Regions from separate parts of the Mus musculus genome. Here region 1 is linked to region 2. A link is a contact called in ENCODE Hi-C or POLR2A ChIA-PET data. All regions are on one chromosome and are shown on one strand. The core of a region is the stretch at or near the end of the contact, and the rest is flanking DNA. Distances in the headings are between cores, read along the strand shown.

Evidence for each region. A loop is a pair of places that touch in the nucleus more often than their neighbours do. ChIA-PET counts read pairs that join two places held with the same protein, here RNA polymerase II (POLR2A).
Region 1: a loop to region 2 is called in a map of gastrocnemius, with 6 times the contacts of the local background. The contact joins two enhancer-like sites. A Hi-C loop is called at or near these places in 4 of 37 maps with a recorded cell type or tissue (adrenal gland, gastrocnemius, regulatory T cell and 1 more). POLR2A ChIA-PET finds 5 or more read pairs at or near these places in 2 of 5 experiments (Patski and embryonic stem cell).

Annotation. Positions count from the first base shown.
Region 1 is chr2:132,041,620-132,044,503 of GRCm38, forward strand. No RefSeq gene overlaps it. Among named protein-coding and RNA genes, the nearest start is that of Gm31179, 13 kb to the left of the region's middle. Within about 2 kb of position 1,577, at least 1 of the 3 ENCODE cell types and tissues checked has a DNase peak (open chromatin) inside an H3K27ac peak, as active enhancers do.
Region 2 is chr2:132,005,424-132,008,623 of GRCm38, forward strand. It overlaps Rassf2 (Ras association (RalGDS/AF-6) domain family member 2), which reads right to left. Exons shown (of 11, transcript NM_175445.4): 4 at 1,943-2,094. Among named protein-coding and RNA genes, the nearest start is that of Rassf2, 23 kb to the right of the region's middle. Within about 2 kb of position 1,773, at least 1 of the 3 ENCODE cell types and tissues checked has a DNase peak (open chromatin) inside an H3K27ac peak, as active enhancers do.

The DNA of each region.
Region 1 (2,884 bases), core at 327-2,826, 36 kb after region 2:
GCTAGAGAGCTTCAGCAGGGACAGCAGCATTGTCTCAGGGCTTCAGTAGAGCTGTGTTGGATGAAAAACAAACACTAACTATGGTGTGCTAAACTGCCTTGGACGGAGATTCGTCTCGTGTGTAGCTCTCACGCTGTCCTCACAGAGAAATAAAACAATCAAATGAATAATAGCAGCAGCCAAACACAAGTAAGTGATGGAGAAAAAAGAGGAAGTCAGCTTGTTTGGTCATCACAGATGGAGGAGTGAAACACAGCTGTGGGATTCGGGAATCCTGAGAACGTGGCCAGAGACCTTCCGTCTAAGGTCATCTCAGAAGGGAGCCTTTCGACAATAAGATCCTCGAATTTAGACCAGTGAGGGGTCTCATCAGTAGTAAGAGACCTTGCAGCATGGAGCTGTCTTGATGCATGTCTGAGCTGCATGATGGAGCATCCTCAGCCATGGTAGAACCAGGTAGCTTCTAAAGCTTCAGGAAGCACTAAAGGAATAGGCATACTTACCCCTGAGAAAAGCCTAAACGCGGGAAACCTGGGGACCCCATGTGTGCCCTACAGTCAGGGTGAGAGGAACATAGACGATACCTGGGCCATTCTGGGGATCGCGTGGAAAGTGGGATATCTTGGTAGGGACTGTGGGGGAAGGAGGCTGAACCTACAGCAAGCATGCCATCCACTCAGACCAGAAGCCCCTTCTCATCCCGATGGCTAAGATATGACATAGTCCCATCACCACCATTAGGGTGTGGCCAACAGAGGCATTGCAGAACTAACCTAAACAGCCAGGTTTGCCTGAATTCTATCATCACGGTTTTTGTTACCAGCTGCACAGAGTTTCAAAGAAGAGAATAAATTATGATTTTTAAGTGTTGTTTGTAGCACACCAGAATATTTAACATGGAAATTCAATGTAAGTGTGTTGACGCTTTCCTGATTTGAATCTGTGGACAGCAGGTGTATCAGCTTTCACCTGGGCATCGTGATGAACTCAGAACCAGAGCTGGGAAGGAAGACCAGGCGTTCAAGACCAGCCTCAGCTCTGTAGTAAGTTTAAAGCCAGCCTAACTACATGGAACACTCTTATAAACAAACAAGAAACAAAAAACTCAGAACGAGCCTCCAGCATTTGTTGAACTACTGTAAGATGAACAAGTATTCCTCAGGTTGAAGATGGCGCCCATCTCCACCATTTTCAGTGCCAGGCACTACGTGGAAGTGTCCAGAAAGAAAGAACAATAAGCTGTATAAGGGGCAACCTTATGGAACTGCTCACATCTGGTTCCAGGCTTAAGAGGTGGCAGGAGCTCCTAAGATGGGGAGAAACATTCTGGACTGAGGCAAAGAGTAGCAAGTTCAAAAGGCATGAAGCCCCAGCTCAGTGGGAAAGCAGCGTGTGGTGCTGTGTGCCTGGAGCAGTGTGGAAATGAGAGGTGTTTTATGTTCCACTTATACGGCCAAGAGTCAGAACCCAAAGATGAAATGAGCTGCCTGTGTCCCATGGCGTTTCAGCAACACCAAGTATCTTTCCCTGTGTGTGAAGGAGTTCAGACTGAGGGCTGGCCAGGGAACATACACCACCTCCCTCTCACGTGGGGTTATAGAGAGGAGCCAGCTGCTGGGAGTTGCTTCCAAGGCATGCTTCCTGGGCCAAGAAACCTCAGGAAGACGCCAAACAGGGGCGGGCAGGACTGCACAACCAGCAGGAGAGAGTCCATGGGCTCTTTCCAGCCGACCCTGAGACGCTGAGCCTCTGCCAGAGCTGGCCCGGTCTCTGCAGTCGCAAAGCCAGCTCTCAGGGTTTCAGCACTGTGAGACCTTGACTGCTTTCCTCCCTGTCCCGGCCCTCCACCCTCCTCGGTACACGTGGAGATGAACTATCAGCATGTTCTTTCTCTCCCACGTTCAACCTAATCACTTCGCTATGGAGACTTTCCCAAGCTTTCCCACTGTGCCCTGATTGAGAACAGGCCTGAACTGTCCAGCCCTTCTAACAAGCTTAACCAATTCCTCTCCAGATCCTAGTTTCCAGGGAAGCCGGCTTCTGAAGCAGCTAAGTGAGTCTCCACAGAGAATGTATGTCCGGTCTGTGTGCTATGTTCTAAAGGAATGATAAGGTTGCACCCAGAAACACAGGGAGAAGGTCAGCTCAGAGGAGAAGGACAGAGGGGTGGGAGGAAGTCAGGTCACCTTTGTATCATGGGCCATGGTGAAGAGGTTGGGATTGCCTTCCTAACGAATGGGATGCCCTTTGAATTTACTATGAGCATAGACTACATAGTCTTGAGGTAGCAGTAGGTGTGGTCACACCCTTTGTGCATGTACAAGTTCTCTCTGGGTTAACAGACACCTGTGTGGGCACACATGCATTTGTGCACACATGGGTGTGCTTCTCATTGACTCTCTAATTATTATTTTGACGTAGGGTCTCTCTCCGAACCTGCAGCTCACTGATTCAGCTGGCCCGGCTGGTTGACCATCAGTCAGGTCCAGCCCTGGGATTACAGGTGTGTGCTGCCCTGCCCAGCTGTCCATATGGGTAACTGGCGATCTGAACTCGGGTCCTTATACTTGTGTAGCACACACTTTATCGACTAAGCCATAGCCCCAACCCCTTGGTAACGTCTTTAAGACCGGCAGGGAATTGAGGAAGAACTCTATGAAAGGAAGGCTATTTTCTCTGTGTGAAGTAGAAAGCCCAGGGCAGCTAGAGTTACACAGTTAGGAAAGGTGGACCCAAAGCAAGGAAAGTAAGGACAAGCCCGAACCCAAAGAGTCACATCAGGAAACACTGGCACCCGTGTCTTCTTTTCACATGCCAGGGAGTGGCTGGTGGGAGATGGCAGAGCCCAGATCGGGGAAAGAAGGGTGAGCTGCAGTCTGGTCAC
Region 2 (3,200 bases), core at 523-3,022:
TTGTTTAGACCTTGAGAGGACAGGTCCCAATTTCACGGCCCCCTTCCTGCAATGGGAACTTTTATACATGCCATGTAGGGAAACTCAAGTATTTGACAGGCAAGCAAGAGGCAGGCAAGATGTGCCGAGCATCCAGGAGGCTGGCCCAGATCCCATTCTAAGTGCTGAGGGGGGCAGGAAGCTCAGGAGAAACATGTTCTGTTCCTTCCTCTGCAAGAACCCAGTTCATTAGATCCAGAAGGAAGAACCCAGAGCCAAGTCCATGCACTGAGTCTCAAAGCACATGTGGTGGCCTAGGGCCCATTTTCTAGGGACACGATTCCAAGCTGGGTTTCTTTCTGTTGGAGGAACATCTCAGAAACTGGCCCTGGCTTCTTCGGCTCAGGAGTGATGATGCTCTCAGGGTTGCCATCAGGAGAAGGGACCACAAAAGCTCACCTGAACTACGCGACCTGGGTTTGCTGTGGTAACTGGGAATATTTTCTGAAAGCCCCAAAGAGCCATGGAGTCAGCTCAGAAAAACACATCCAAGATCAACAGGGGATTCAGTCTGAAGGGAGAGTCGAGTTTCTCAGGAAGGACCAGAATGAGAAGAGGGGAGGGGCTCCCTAAGGCATACATTCTTAGAATAATGGCTTTAAGGAAAGAAAAGTAAAATTGACAAACTGGAAGAATTTTCCCTCATAACTGTCTAAGCCTCAGTCTGTGCCCTTCCGAGAAATGCAGGCACTGGGTCCAGGTGGCACCCCATCGCCACTGTCCAACGCGGAAACTGGTCTGAGCATCTCAAACACACTCCTGCGGGCAACATTTAAGTTTGGCTGGCATTTGGGACATGCTTCTGAAAGCCCTTAAAATATTTACAGGCTTCAGGGACCAGGTTGTCACTGGAGAACGCAGAAAAACCTGGAGTGCAGACGGAAGGACCCCTAGGCATCACAGGAAAATGGGATCTTTAAAATCATCTCACTTGGAGAACAGAATGTAACAATCTAGAGGTCAAAGCTGGGCACGGACAGGATCTGGCCCACCGGAACTGTGAATGTGCTGAGAGCAAGCCCAAGAGCCCTGACCAGGCTTCCCCGTGCCCAGTGGGCAGGGCAACAACTTCCCTCCTTAGTCCCAAGGTTGGTTCCAGGATTTGGCTCTTCTGTGGATATTTCTCAACTTAGGACACTGATCCACTTGGCCGTGGAATGTAACAACATTCCAGGCAGCCAGCAGGGAAGGAGGGCTCAGTTCCCCTTTAAACTTGAAAGCACGTCATTGTGGTTTTGGCTGAGTGGCCAGCACACTCCACCCAGGCTCTGGCCCGAATGCCGCCCACCTCAGCAAGTTTCGAGGGGAACAAGGCTAGTTAGTCACTTGATCTCAAGACTGAAGTCCCAGAGAGAACAAGAAGATCGGCCCCGTGCCAGCATCCAGCTTCTCATTCAGTCACAGAAGGTGGGAGAGCAGACATGCTGCTGTTCGCTGACCTTGCAATGAGGTTCAATAGAGGACCTCCTAGACTCCTGCCTCCTGCCATGACCTGTTCCAGGTGTACAGAAGCTCGCTGGCTGACCTCACTCGGCTGGCTCAGACAGAACATTCCTTTCTCTTCTACTAGGTTCCACCAAGAGGGAGAGAGCTTTGATCAGTGAGTTCAAATCCTAGATGTCCCTGGAGCAGGACCATTCAAGTTGGGAGGATGTGTGTGTTGGCACCCTGTCGGAAGCCTCAGGCTTGGCTAGGGCTCCTGGAGGGAGGGCCCTCTGCTGCCCATTACCCTGTACTCCCCATTGCTGACTCAGAACCACCCCTCTTCACTCTGTGCCTGTGGAGTCAGGCAGGTGAGAGGTCCCTTTGTCCCCATCCCAAACCTGTGGCAGATAGCAGTTGGGGTGCTGGGAACTGGACCAGCAGCCCCCAGATACCCTCAAATTCATCTCCCTTCACTCACCCCTGTGCGCCCAGGTTACAGCCGGAGTGCCAGGAGGAGGAGGATGGAGGAGGACGGATGCGTTCGTGGTCATCCTGCATCTGCAGCCGAATGGGCCTGCGCAGCCCCCAGGAGATGTTCAGTAACCCCTCCACAATGAACTCGTCTTCCTCCTGCCATGAAACAACCGAGGGTGCTGAGCCCAGAGTGGATCCATAGGATGCGAGGGAGGGAGGGAGCAGTGAGCAAATCCTAGCTCTGAGGCACGCTCTGCTGGGAAGTTCCAGCTCCTCACAGATGACCTCAAAGGTCAACAGCACAAGGTTCTCAGCAGCATGTGGGAGATCCCCAGCAAGACCCTGTTTCTTTAAAACTGAGACACACGTGGGCAATTCATCAAACCGTTTTTATTGCCTTCATCTTAATGACTTTAAGGAAATCAGAGTACAATAAGAGGTGTGATAGCTCCTATCTATAGTGTCAGGACTCAGGAAGTGGAGGCAGGAGGATTGCCAACAGTTCCAGGCCAGGATGAGCTTCAGAATGAGCACATGACCAAAATCAACAAGGAAGGAAGGAAGGAAGGAAGGAAGGAAGGAAAGGAAAGGAAAGGAAAGGAAAGGAAAGGAAAGGAAAGGAAAGGAAAGGAAAGGAAAGGAAAGGAAAGGAAAGGAAAGGAAAGGAAAGGATAGAGGGAGAGAGGTGAGGGAGGGAGGGAGGAAGGAAAGGAAGGAAAGAAAGGAAGGAGAGAGGAAAACAATTAAGATGGAAGGAAGGAGAGAGAAACAGAGAGAGGGTCAGAACCTCTCTTAAAATAACAGAGACTGGCCTAATTAGAAGCAAGGACAAAACCCTAGAACTGGCTGTTTCCCCTTGCGTTTAGCAATCTGACCTGACTTTGGGTAACAGAGATTCAAAGCTTCCCCCAAGTTTACTTACAGAGCACGTTCCTAGAGCAGAAGTGTTGCCTTAAAAGGTGTCAAGTGTCTGCTAGCTGCAAGCCACAGTCCTCATCTAATTATTTTTTAAAGAAGAACTAACTCCCCCAGTGTTTTTCATAATCTAACACACCACTACACCTCCCAAGAGGCGAATAAATCCTTCAGGAATTCCAAAGTTATACTCAGAGGTTGCTGACTAACAAGAAGTTCAACATAAAACCCTCCCAGATGCAGCCCCTCCAATCCTATTTTGACTGTGAGGTCTCAGAGAGTTGACGACAGGATTGTTCTAGTTTGTTTACAAGATGTTCCCGCAGGCTACATGCTAAAGGTTTGCT